2 separate regions of the Homo sapiens genome follow, and region 1 is linked to region 2. The links are chromatin contacts, found by Hi-C or POLR2A ChIA-PET in ENCODE. All regions are on one chromosome and are shown on one strand. Each heading gives the region's core, a stretch centred on a gene start or an enhancer-like site at or near the end of the contact. The rest is flanking DNA. Distances are from core to core; before and after follow the strand shown.

The links. Hi-C counts contacts between places; a loop is a spot of excess contacts on that map. ChIA-PET counts read pairs that join two places held with the same protein, here RNA polymerase II (POLR2A). Pooled maps may share reads with other maps.
Region 1: a pooled map shows a loop between it and region 2 (16-fold over the local background). The contact joins the promoter of LOH12CR2 here to the promoter of PEX5 in region 2. A Hi-C loop is called at or near these places in 4 of 50 pooled maps. POLR2A ChIA-PET finds 5 or more read pairs at or near these places in 2 of 52 experiments (OCI-LY7 and activated naive CD8-positive, alpha-beta T cell).

Annotation. Positions count from the first base shown.
Region 1 is chr12:12,353,670-12,360,525 of GRCh38, reverse strand. It overlaps LOH12CR2 (loss of heterozygosity on chromosome 12, region 2), which reads left to right and starts at 3,459. Exons shown (of 2, transcript NR_024061.1): 1 at 3,459-3,598; 2 at 3,721-5,118. It overlaps BORCS5 (BLOC-1 related complex subunit 5), which reads right to left and starts at 3,448. Exons shown (of 4, transcript NM_058169.6): 1 at 3,017-3,448. The coding sequence starts at 3,074. RefSeq lists enhancers at 2,019-2,098, 2,985-3,663, a silencer at 3,039-3,118 and a cis regulatory region at 6,283-6,718.
Region 2 is chr12:7,187,744-7,194,454 of GRCh38, reverse strand. PEX5 (peroxisomal biogenesis factor 5) reads right to left here and starts at 4,769. Exons shown (of 16, transcript NM_001351132.2): 1 at 4,705-4,769; 2 at 3,931-4,093; 3 at 3,532-3,567; 4 at 3,097-3,229; 5 at 2,755-2,886. The coding sequence starts at 4,077. RefSeq lists enhancers at 3,943-4,022, 3,480-4,195, 4,053-4,202, 4,196-4,912, 4,913-4,972 and 2 more and silencers at 4,393-4,802, 5,823-5,872.

The sequences.
Region 1 (6,856 bases), core at 2,210-4,709, 5.2 Mb before region 2:
CAGCTACTCAGGAAGCTGAGATGGGAGGATCACTTGAGCCCAGGAGGTCAAGACCACAGTGAGCCATGATCACACCACTGCATGGGTAAGACAGCAAGAGTCTCAAAAAACAAAACAACAACAACAACAAAAACCCTCAGACATTACAGGATTTTATTTTATTTTGAGGCAGAGCCTCGCTCTGTCGCCAGGTTGGAGTACAGTGGTGCAATCTCGGCTCACTGCAACCTCCGCCTCCTGGGTTCAAGTAATTCTCTTGCCTCAGCTTCCTGAGTAGCTAGGACAACAGGCATGCACCACCACATCTGGCTAATTTTTGTATTTTTAGTAGAGATGGGGTTTCACCATATTGGCCAGGCTGGTCTCGAACTCCTGACCTCGTGATCCACCCACCTCGGCCTCCCAAAGTGCTAGAATTACGGGTGTGAGCCATCACGCCCAGCCCATTACAGGATTATATAACATGAATGAACTTCTTTCATAACTAAATATTTTCTTTTTCAGCACACAAAAGTATAGGCAGATTGTTTTTACTTTCTCTTTAATTCTCCTGCTATCTTGAGATATATATATATATCTCCCTATTTCTAAAATGAGAAATAAAGGGTACAAAATTTAACTGTGACTTGCCCAAAGTCAGCAGTGCTAGACAGTTAGGAAAGGAATTAGACATCTACAAGTTATTGGTACACAAGGCCCATCTCTGCGACACTGGAGTTGCAAAGCTGTCTATCCACCCTACCACATCAAGCCAGCTATGTTTAGTAAGTCCAGGAAAAAAACCTGTTCTCAACCCCCGAATGACTGGCCTATTCCCGAGGCTTCAGCCTCCTCACTCTTTTTTTTTTTTTTTTAAGTCAAGGCGGCTGGGCACGGTGGCTCACGCCTGTAATCCCAGCACTTTGGGAGGCCAAGCCAGGTGGATCACTTGAGGTCAGGAGTTCGAGATCAGCCTGGCCAACATGGTGAAACCCTATCTCTACTAAAAATACAAAAATTATCCAGGCGTGGTGGCATGTCCCTGTAATCCCAGCTACTTGGGAGGCTGAGGCAGGAAAATTGCTTGAATCCGGGAGGCGGAGGTTGCAGTGAGCCAAGATCATGCCACAGCACTCCAGCCTAGGTGACAGTGAGACTGTCTCAAAAAAAAAAAAAAAAAAAGAGTCAAGTCTCACTACATCGCCCAGGCTGGATTTAAACTCCTGGGCTCCAGCAATCCTCCCACCTGGGCCTGAGTAGCTAGGACTACAGCCCCCTCACTCTTAAAATTATAGCATTAGTCCAGGGCAAAAATAGCCAGTAAGTCCATTCTAGGCTGAGGCAAAAATCAGAAATTTGGAGGACAAAGAGGGAGATCAATTCAGGTTCCTTGGGAGAAAGTAATCCATTTGGAGGGAAGTGATTCAAATTATAAAGGACTCCCTAGACCAAGAAATCATCCTCTCCCCCAAATATCTTCCAGACTGGGACAAGAATGAATCTTTAAAGTGTTTTATGCTCTAGAAGGTAATATTCCCAGGCTCATTATAGTCATATCTCAAAGGTTAATCCAGGGATGCCATAGAACTGTTCTGCCTCCTAGAAGCTCGTCTCCGGAGGCTTGGCATTCACTCTTCTAGAAAAATCTCTGCTGCTTTTATTTCTTTTCAAGAAATATTTATTTACCTGTTTTGGTAATTTACCTAACATTTTACAAAAGCCATGCCAGAAATCTTTCCTGCTATAAATTGTGATTCCTCCTTCCCCAGATACCAGAGGAAAGGGGACTTCAAAACACTCTAGCTAACCTCTACTACTTTATCTGTAAAATGGGATTACTGCAAAAATTATATGTAAATGTATGTAAAGTACCGGGCACAGGGGAATAGGCAAATTCTAACATCGGAAATGCTCGAATGCTGTTGGTTCATGGGCAAGAAAACAAATTAAAAAGATGCCACACCGCTTCCCCCTAAAATATGTTTCTGCCCTGCCATAGAGGCAAGAATGTCAAAGGTGGCAATTATTATATTTCTTATAACAGATATGACACTCTGGCCCTTCCAAGGAAATAGAAAAACGTAGCAAAGCTAGTAGATGCTGCTCACCATTCAAAGCTGCCCCAATCCAGTCCCCAGAATGTAGGTCTGAACTAGTCTTGAAAGTCACACCTTAAAGTGAAACACCCTTAGATCTATTAGCTTGCCTATTTCTGAATTACAGCTCCTATCAAGAACAGAGAACTTCTAAAATCGGCGACTCTTTTTAGGCCCCAGATTTAACCAATTTGCGTTAGCAACCCCGGAGCTTAACCAAAGCACTCCCAGCTGTCCTAGCGTGTGGGTAACAAAAAAAGCAGCAAATGGTCCTCAATTAAACATCAGCTGCTTTATCTATTTATTGAACACTCACTGTATTGCAAACACAATAATCCTCCCATTCTTGTCTCAAACGCTTAGAGAAGTCTAAAAATCATGGACAGAGAACAACAATGGAAAACACCAGTGCCTGCTGTCTGGCCAACCTCTACAAGATTAGAAAACGGACCAAGACACCTTCTGAGAAGAAAAAGCTGTTTCTGGAGACCTTTGCACTAAAGGGTTCAAAGCAAGTGGACACCTATCACATATCCCTTCAGAAAAGGAACCTCTAACACCCGTTTTTAAGAAACAGACTGTTCTTAGAGGTCCTATAATCCATCCACTGTGTGAGCCAAATCTCACTACATCAGCCATGAGCACTAGAGCCAAAAATTAATTAGCTCGTCTTTTAAACAGGAGGCTGTAGCTGGGAGAAACGGCTGTTTTGAAAATAAATAAGGGCACTGGCGCCCACGCTGGCTTAGCTTGCAGTCACACGCACTTCCATCAGGGGAATCGAGGCCAGGACAGATGGTGACTTTTTTTTTTTCCTACTAGCACGGTGAAGGCTTTTTCTGTGCGTTCCCGTCCGCAGTCCCTGACCCTAGTCTGGGAGGCAGCCCGCTCTGCAAGGGGACAGGGCGGGCTGGAGGAGGGTGGGAGGTTAGGACACCGACCTGAGGAGTTCAGATCGTTGGGTCGGCTCTCGGCCTCGGAGCTCTGCTCACTGCCCATGGTGCCGACAGCGGTGGCAGCAGAAGAACGGCGGGCCGGGCGGTCACCGCTCCGGCGGCGGGCGACAGGGCAGGGGCCAGGGACCGGGACGGGGAGGCAAAGCAGAGTCTGGGCGCCGCAGCGAGGCTAATGTGTGGGGCTGACGCGTCCAGCCCACGCAGGGGCCTGGGCGGCGGGAGAAGGAGAGGCCCTATTTGGGGAACAGAAACGCAAGGAGGCGCGGCGCGAACGCACGCGGCTAGCCCTCCTTCTTTCCGGGAGCCCTAAGAGAACCGGCAGATGACACTGGCTTTGCCGCACCTGCGGCCGGCGGGCGGCGCCGCTTTCACTCACTGGTTCACGCTCCGCAAGCTCGCTCCTTCCGGGACGCAGATGGGCGGTGCCGGCTACGCAAGACCTTCAGTTCCGGATTAGGAGGCCCCGCCCCCCGGCCCGAGGGAGGGGCGGAGAGACCCGCTCCTGCGACTTAGGGCGATGCCACCTTAAAGGGCTTGACCTCCTCGAAGCCAGAACTGCGGAAGAGGGTAAGCCCTTTCCTGTTGTAAGGATGCGTCACCTTTAAAACACCACCCACACTATTAAGCTCTTCAATACCCACATGTGAGAACAACTTTACAAAATAGGTATTTTTAACCCTGTTTTACAGATGGAGAAAGAAACGCTAGATAGACCCAGGATTCGAACCCACAACAGCTTGGATGCAAAGCTCATTTTGAATTCTGAAGAGCTGGGAGTTTAGCAGTGGACGACCAAACAAAAAAATACCAGAAGACGGTGAAAGCAGCAGCTGGAAATGAGAGAAAAATTAAGAAATAGAAAATGCTGTTTCATGTATTAGGGAGTGCACATCTTTAAAGAGAAGTGAAGAACCTTTTTGGCTAGGCGCTTTCTGGGGACCTTGGCAGTTATCAACAAGTCACTCTGAAACTAACAGAAGGTGAGGAGGGAGTAATCCAGAAAGGAAACTGCCATTTTTGCTAGGGCAAGAAAGTAGACCTAGCAATGCAATGCCATCAAGGAGTTAGCTGGCTCTAGCGTTCTCCGAACTTTGCAACTCATTTTATATTACATTGTCTGCGTCAAGAAATTTCAAGTAAATGCCTTGAGATTTTATATGTATAAAATGTAGTCTCTGGCCAGGCGGGGTGGCTCACGCCTGTAATCCCAGCACTTTGGGAGGCTGAGGCGAGTAGATCACGATGTCAGGAGATCAAGACCATCCTGGCTAACATGGTGAAACCCCGTCTCTACTAAAAAATACAAAAAATTAGCCGGGCATGATGGTGGGCGCCTGTAGTCCCAGCTACTCGGGAGGCTGAGACAGGAGAATGGTGTGAACCCGGGAGGCAGAGCTTGCAGTGAGCCGAGATCGCGCCACTGCACTCCAGCCTGGGCGACAGAGCGAGACTCCGTCTCAAAAAAAAAAAAAAAAAAAAAAGTCTCAGAAGAAGTGTCAAGTTGACTAAATGATTTTTAAGTCCCTTCCACTCTACTATATCACAATAATTTCCCCTATTTTACCTTATTTAATTTTCACAACAACCCTGCAGCCTGTAAGTAGGTGACTCCTCCATGGTCAGCAGGTGGTCAGTGGTCGAACTATTTAGGACTATCTGATGCTCTTTCCTCTGCTCACCATTGCAATACAATGAGAAAAATGCAAATGAATCTAAGTACAGTGTTCTCTGGGAATATGAAGATAGAACTAAAAACTGCCTGAGAGATCAGGGCAGGCTTCTAGAAAGTTGTGTCTAACTAGTCTTGAGGTTTACATAAACCACACCAGGCTGATGGGACTGGGAAGGGCCCACTAAGCAGTGAGACCATTCCCTTTTGGAGAGTCCTTGCATCCCCTCCCAGATTTCCTCTTTGAGGGGAAGGTGAGAGAGGAGGTAAAAGGGGTGAGGAATGGAGAATAACTCATTCTGGTTCTTGTTTCCCCTTTTCCACATAAAAGTATATTTGTCTTGTGTTCCATACACCAGTCCATACTGATGTGATGGTGTTTTTTATGCTTCCTTTTGAATAAACATTTCATTCTTAAAAGGATAGTCTGTCGCATCAACTGATGAATGGATAAATAAAGTGTGGTAATCATGGAATATTTATTCAGCCAAAATGAGGGAAGGATGAAATCATACTGATACATGCTACAACATAGAGTAACCTTGACAACATTATTCAATATGAAAAAGGCCTGTCAGGCCGGGTGCGGTGGCTCACGCCTGTAATCCCAGCACTTTGGGAGGCCGAGGCGGGCGGATCACGGGGTCAGGAGATTGAGACCATCCTGGCTGACAAACTGAAATCCTGTCTCTACTAAAAATACAAAAAAAATTAGCCGGGCGTGGTGGCGGGCGCCTGTATTTCCAGCTACTCAGGAGGCTGAGGCAGGAGAATCGCTTGAACCCAGAAGGCGGAGCTTGCAGTGAGCAGAGATCGCACCACTGCACTCCAGCCTGGGCGACAGAGCGAAGACTCCGTCTCAAAAAAAAAAAAAACAAAGCGTATCACAAAAGACCACATATTGTAGATTTCATTTATATGAAATGTCCAGGAGAAGCACTACAGAGAGAGAAATATGTTAGTGTTGCCTAAGGCCGAGGAGGGGTACGGGTGGAAGGGAAATGTAGACTATTATTGGGTATGGGGTTTCTTTCTGGGGTTGATGAAAATGTTCTAAAATTGTAATGATGAATGCACAACTCTGAATATATTAAAAACCACTGTAGAGTACACTTTACCAGGGTAAATTGTATGGTATACAAATTCCATATCCATAAAGCTATATTCAGTAAAAGAACATATGAAGATAAAATTCCTTCCTTCACTGGCTTAACATTTCTTGGGAACCTGAAATGTTCTAGGCACTTGCTACACGTTAAAAATAAAAAATTCAACAAGGCCCAATCCCTGTACTTAGGAAGCTTACAGTCTGGTGGCAAGAAAATTAAATGAGCATTTATATAACATAAGGAGTCTGCTGGAAGAGCTTTATAGCTAGGAAACATTTCAGATTGATGTCTTTTAGCACCTTTAAAATCCCTTCTACATGAGCAGCAAACTGTGTTATTGTATATGTAATAACTAGCAATTGAACAGCCTTTTTGAGTTTACAGGTCTGCAGGTCTATATGTTAGACCTGCATAAAAAGGTCTATATTATGACCTGCGTGTAAAGTAGATACCACTTTCCTAATTTTACAGAAAAGTTAAGTGATTTATTCTTGGTCACACAACTAGTGAGTGATAAAACCAGGATTCACGTTTTCAAAACTCATCATGCCTCTGTCCACTCCAGACTGACTCCTCTTCCCGTGTCTTTATATGACCTGGTACTCCCACCCAACCAGGCTCCCAAGCCAGAAGCCTGCTTACTGTCAGCACTGCATCCAACCAATCGTTGTGTCCTGGAGAGCCTCTCCTCTTAATTTCTCCTCTATCTGCATGCCCATTTCAGGGCCTTATCACTTCCGTTTCTTGGAAGAGAGGCCTCTGGCCTCACGTCCCTCAATCCATCCCTCCTGTGGCAGGTAGAGATAATTTTCTAGAATATTAATTAGGTCTCTGGACCTGTCACTGCCCTACAAAAAGCCTTCAGGAACTCCCCATGCCTTTAGGATAAAGTTTAAGATTTAACATATGAAAACCTTCCTGCTCTGACCCCAGCCTCTCTCTCTATTCTTCTGTGTACACTGGTAACCTTCCTAACAGGCTGAATTTCCTGTGGTCATGCAGTTTCCTATTCCTGAAATATTCAGCCTTTTCCTCCTCATCTGCTAA
Region 2 (6,711 bases), core at 3,520-6,019:
GAAACCTAATAAACTCTGAGGATTGAAACAAGGGCAACTTCTTGATTTTTGATCTCTGCATAACTGCTATGTAAAATGTTACCACTGGAGGAGACTGGGTGAAGGGTATACAGAACCTTCCTATACATTTTTTTTTTCAACTTCCAGTGAAACTAAGTACTTCCAAATAAAAAATTTAAATTTAAATAATTGAGCTGCAACATTCTTTTTAAACTTGATTTTGACTCTTAACAGTGGAGATTTTAAAATAAGAACTTAAAAAGTATAACCTTCTTTCATCTCAAAATCTACTTATCTATAAAGCCATAGCTAACCCATACAATTGTATCAACCACAAATGCTGTAATTAAAAATGAAGGATAATAAAAAAAAGTCAGTTACGACAAAATGAACTCCTTTCCTTTAGCTTTTTCTCCCAGATCTCAATTCATTCATTCAATACCAGAGGCCTACTACATGCAAAGCAATATACTGCTGCAATAAGACATTTTTATGAAGGCAGACTTCAAACAGCTCAACTCCCATTCTAAGGTTTGCATGTCTCTGCCTCTGTGAAACAGGCACGATTCCAAAAGAATCTACAAAATACTAGAAGAGCTCTACTAAGAGCATTTAACTGGTGAGACAGATAAAACATGTTTTTCTAAAGTTCTTTTTCATTTCAAGTTAAGGAAGATTTCAATGGCTGCATGCAATTCAGGTAATTACAGCAAAAATTTCATCCATCTCAACGCTCATAGTAGCAATGATTTTTCTGAATTATCAAAAATGACTAATGCCCACATTACAACAGAAGCCTCTCTGTGATAAGAGATAGCACTTAAGTCTAAGGTTTATGTGAAAAACTGAGTTTCTGTCTTGGAGAGGGTCTTTGCTATGGTTCAGATTTTAACTTGCGGCAATTTCACAAAGAATCTCAACGTGAGGGCGCGTGCGGTGGCTCACGCTTGTAATCCCAGCACTTTGGGAGGCTGTGGTGGATTACTTAAGGTCAGGAGTTCAAGACCAGCCTGGCCAACATGGTGAAACCCTGTCTCTACTAAAAATACCAAAATTAGCCGGGCATGGTGGCACACGCCTGTAGTCCCAGCTACTCAGGAGGCTGAAACGGGAGAATCCCTTGAAGCCAGGAGGCAGAGGTTGCAGTGCGTACAGATTGCACCGCTGCACTCCACCCTGGGTGAGAGCAAGACCCTGTCTCAAAAAAAAAAAAAAAAAAAGAATCTCAAGAGCCACACAGACATGAGTTTGAATATCATCTCTATTATTCAATGATTTTGCACAAAGTATTTAACTTTTCCAAATCTCAGTCTCCTCATCTATAAAATGGGGGTGGGATATCCACCTTGTGTTACTGTTACTGTGAAGTTCTAATGAGCTTAAGAAGATAAAGTGATTAGCACTCTTAAAGCCAAGAGCACCTACTGTTCTACCTTAACTCCAACTTATGGGTGGGAAAGAGACACGTGATAAAAGAGACCCACAGATCTTATTAAAGGTGAGTTTTAGTTTTTAGATTTGGGATTTTTCTCTTGTGTGCGGAGAAGCCCATCCTAAACATGGGCCTCCTTCACACACATTTGTCCCTGATCAGATAGGCTTCGGGTAAGAAGAATCAATCCTAAAGGATGCGAGGAGCAATGGATGCTCTCAAGGAAAATTAGACTTGAGACCTTGAAATCTGTAGCAAACGAAGAAAGAACATAAATTAAAATGGTGGGGGTAGAAACCAATTCAGTCCCTTTAATCATCTCAGAAAAATTCAGGAACCATGATGATGTGACTCCCCGAGATCCTGGAACTTGGTAACTTTCTCTATGTGTATCTCTTGTTATTCTTGATATCTTAAACAGGAAAAAGGCTAACTTTTGAGAGCAATCAGGAAGAGGAAAGCTGAAGAGACTGCCCTTCCCACCATGTACCTGATTAGATAGGCTTAGGGCAAGAAGAATCAATCATAAAAGATGCAGGAGCAATGGATGCTTTCAAAGAGGAAAAATTAGGCTGAAACCTTTAAGTCTGTAGCAAAGCAAGAAAGAAGATAAATTGCAGGCCTGACAGTATAGCATCACAGTTAAGGCCACAGGGTCAGGAATCATTCAAATCCAGGATCAAATCCCAACTCTACCACTGACAAAGCTGTGTAACCTTGGGCACACTTCACCTCTAAGCCTCAATTTTCTTATCTTTAAACTAGGTCTAAAAACAGTAACTACCTCTAGGGTTCTCATGGAGAGTAAGTAGATAATGCATTCAAAGCATGTAACACAAGGCCTAGAACGTAACTATTGTTATTAATTTTTATTATCATCATCATGGTATGGTCTTTACCTTCTAAAGCCATACACTTCAGGCACTGGAACTTCACAATAACACTCTGAAGGCCCCAATTCTGTTCCAAATAACTTAAGGCCAGAATCCCAGGTGCTGTAGTGAATACTCTCTTCCTCGGCAACACTGCCATCCATCCAATCTGTAGATCCTCTCCACTAAACCACAGTGATAAAGTAAAAAGGCCAACCAAACTCTTCGTTCTCTCTATCCAAAATCTCTTATCCAGTACAAACCCAGTCCTCTCTTTAATATACATTACATTCCGTTATCACCTAAGGGAAATTGAGTTCAGTACCCTACCCCTCTAGAAATGAGTCATGAGACCAGAAAAATCGTAATCACACTATAACGTGAACAGGGGAAGGGTATAGAATTCTGTCCCATAGAAGCCAATATAGATTTTCCCATAACAAGTTTCACCTGTAACTTCAGAGATGAATTCTTGGGACCAGTCAGTCTCATTATAATCCTGAGTTACATCCACAGCATCTCCAGCTGCAAGAAACTCCTGGGCCCAGTTCTCAGACAAGGCCAAGTCTGCCACACCAGGGGCTTAAAAGAGAGAGAGAGAAAACTAAGAAAGAATACATACATACCATTCCATCATGCCTAAAGAACCCTGAATCCACGTGAAAACACTCTGTTACTTTTGTCTCCTTCTGCATCTCAGGTCCCCAATGCCAGCAGCATCCAATGGAACCCCCTTCCTTGGCCCTGGCTACATGGAAAACGATCTCCCCTCCCACTAGACTCTGGACTCACCTCTCTGGGGAGCCTGGCGGAAGTTTGACTGCTCAATCTGCTGCATCTCAGCCAGGAGGTCATCCATCTTGAAGGTCTGAGGGGCACGGGACACAAGGGGTGCATTCTGGTCCTGCAGGAATTCAGCCACCAACTGCCAGAAGGGAAATGATGAAATGAACCCATAGGCTTGGGAGGCCCCAGCAAGAGGCAGGACCCACTGGAGGGGGATCCCAATGTTAGATACAAGGAAAGGAAAACACAGAAACTGGAGACACATAAAGAGAAACTGTCTTTCCATAGATTTAGAAGGACGAAAAAATACATTTAAAAACAAGCAGGCATTCTCATTCGGTCAGGAAAGCCCAAAAATTGAAATACGGGTGAACTAAGTTTAAAGGTAAAAACACAGTGGGCAAGAGAAAAATGGGACAGAAAAGAGACTGGTCTATTTACCTCATCTTCAGAAGCTACTCCCAAAGGCTTGGAGGCCTAAGAGAGAAAGACAGAGATGTACAATGACGCAGTTCCTCTAAAATCAGGGGTTGATGAAGCCCATAGGCATCTGAGCCTCGGCTTCTTCATCTATAAAATGGTTGCATTTATTTAAAGGTGCACAGGGTTTTCTAGTGTTTATAAACGCTCAGTAAGTGGTAACTACTATGATTTGCAACACAATAGAGAAAGCAGTTATACCAAGATGTGCAAACAGCCCCTCCACCTCAGACCACCACCACCTGGGCTTTCCACCTCAAGAACACTCACTGCCTCAGAGGCTGCACCTGGGCTTTCCACCTCAAGAACACTCACTGCCTCAGAGGCTGCACCTGGGCTTTCCACCTCAAGAACACTCACTGCCTCAGAGGCCGGGGCTCCGGGGGGCCAGGGGCCAGGCCTCAATCCCTCCTGCCGAAGGGCCTTGTCCTGGGTGAAGTGCCCGGCGAGCTTCATGAGCGGGTTGGCACCCCCGCATTCGGCCTCCACCAGCTCCCGCATTGCCATGGTGACCGCCAGCTCTCTGATGGACACAGGAGGTTTGGAACTGAGGTACCCAAGCCAGACCCTTCTCACATCCACAACTCTGCCCGTATCTGAGGAAGGCACACAGGCGTCTGCCCCACACTGGCCGCCCTCCACCCCAGTGCTTTTGCTGCGACCCCCACCTCTGCCAGGAGTTCGAGGGAGGTCGGTACTCTCTCCTGCCGCCCCCCTCAAAGGCCACCGCTTCCAGCCTGCGCCTCTGCAGAGGCCTCCGCGACTACGGTCCCATGGGCTGGGGGCCAGCAGCTGCCTCCACAAAGGGGCCTGGACCCCGGGGGACCACGGGGACGCTTCAACAACCAGGCTGGACGGCGACACTGCCCGAAGAAGGGACAGTGGGAAAACAGCCCGACCATACCTAGCCCCGCGCAGCCCCAGCACGCGGTGAGCACGGCAGAGGAGCATTCCCTCCCCTTAAGTCACCGGAGCCCTTCCCCCGGCTCGGCCCGGTCCCTCCCGCGCTCCCCACCGCCCATCTCCCCGGCCCTGCTGCCGCTCCAGCCCCGCCCCTGGGACCCGCGAGGCCACCGCAAGGGTGGGGAGGGCCCAGGGACGCGGCCCCGGGCCCCCTCGGGGTCAGGCGCTCACCGCGGAGCGCCGCGCCGCACGACCCGCCGGGGCACCAGGTGCTGGCTTGGGGGAGGGGAGAAGAGGGGGCGGGGAGCCAGGGGGCGGGGCTCAGGCTTAAAGGGGCCGTGACCGCCCCGCAGCGGCCCAGGCCCAGCGGAAGCTGTCTGAAAAGGCGGGGCCTTAAGACTGCGACGCAGCCTGACGGGAAGAGCCGTGAGTCTTAAAGGGGAAGAGCACCTTAGAGAGCGGGTCTTGGAGAGTCGCCTTTAGGAGCGCTCGAAAAGGCCACGGGCCCTAGGATTTGTTTGACGGAAAGCTCAAAGAAGAGTGGAGCTAAGAAGGGCTTCCCAGGCTCTGGGGGAAAGCCGAAGACGCGAGATCCTAGGCTCAGTCGATCCTGCCTCTTCCCTTGGGCGCATTGTGACCTAAGGGGATTCAGTGCCCTTTCTGAGCCTCAGTTTTCCCCTCTAAAATGGGGCTGGCTAATGTTCCCAAGCCCAAGAAAGAGAAAAGCCCTAACACCAGGGGCTGGGGAGTCCAGTCCGAAGCCTTCTTCAGCCTCCTAGGCCTGCCCCGCTTCCAAATAACCCCTAGCGGGGTAGCGTCACTGTCTCCATGGAGACAGGGGCCCGCCCCCGCCTTAATCCCTCTCCACCTCTGCATAATGGGGAAAATAGCACTGCATGATGACAAATTCCGGAGACCAAAATAGGGTCCAACGCATCCTGAGACCTCGAGCTGGTAACGTACAGGGAAGGTGAACAGTGAGTCAGCCCTTCCTTCCGCTAAGTCAACATAGTGGCCTTATTCCCATCACTCCAGGCTGGGAAAGGACAAACATACAAGAAATGCTTTTAATCACGGAATAAGACTAAGCCTCAAGCCCCCTCATCTGCCAAAGAGTGTGCTCTGCTGTCAAACCTCAAAGTCATTGAGAAACAAACCCTGATAATCTCACCCAGCTTCAAGACCAAGGGAGTCCTAGTGTCATGGAGAAGAGCAAGGAGGGGCCCAGGGCTGCCGGTAAATGACCAAGGGCAATAATGCCAGACGAACAGAAGTACCATCCCAGCCCAGGGTGCATGAGCGGAGGCAGGCAGGCAGCAGGTGGCGCCATGGGCCGGGCTTGTTTCCTGGCTGTTCTGCAGATTTCAGAGGTGGAGGCCTCAGGGGGCCACAGGGAATGTCTGTGTAAACTCATCCCTGGGAAGACAGAGAAGCTGCTCTGACACCTCAGGGGAACAGAATGGCAGGGGACAGACCATAAGACTGTGCAACATTTCTCCTTTTCCTTGCCTTTTCGCCCTCTTTCAGAGGCCCCACTTCTACACCCCGTTTTCTTCCGGAGCACACAAATCCCAGCCCTTGGGCGTCCCCTGTTCTCAGGCTGCCATCGTGAGGAAAATACCTGATAAACTAAACCACACAAGGATGAAGAGATGCCCTCCAGAAGGTGCATACTTTTAAAAAGAGGACCCCCTAGAGAGAGCAATGTTTAAAGGAACCCATCTGATACAGTAGAATTTCAGAACCTCAAGGCAACCAGAGTTTCCCAGTACCACTTAAACATCACAACACACATAACCTTCTGCTCTGCTAGGAGTTTATCAACTGATTAGCCGTAACTCACTTTGTGTGCAGATCTTGGAAGAATGCTAATAATAATAACTGATGTTTACTAAAATCCAGGTGTTGTGTAAAACACTTTATGTATCTCAATGTTTTTAATCTTCTTAATACCCCTATTAAATAGATATTAGTAGACCCACTTTACAGATAAGACTTGTGCAAAATCAGATGGCTAGGAAGTCAAAATTTAATCCAGGCATAACTCTAGGCACCTACTTCCCAGTCTTAGAGAAGACTTACTGATAAACCATGGAGATCTTTGATCTCCTAGGCCATAGAATCATTCACAGAACTTGGTCCACAGTCCCAGCCAGAGGTGCTGGGAAAGGGCTAATAGAGTGACTTTGGTGTTTAATATTTAATTTACTGAAGCTCTAGATTTGAAACCCTAGATTT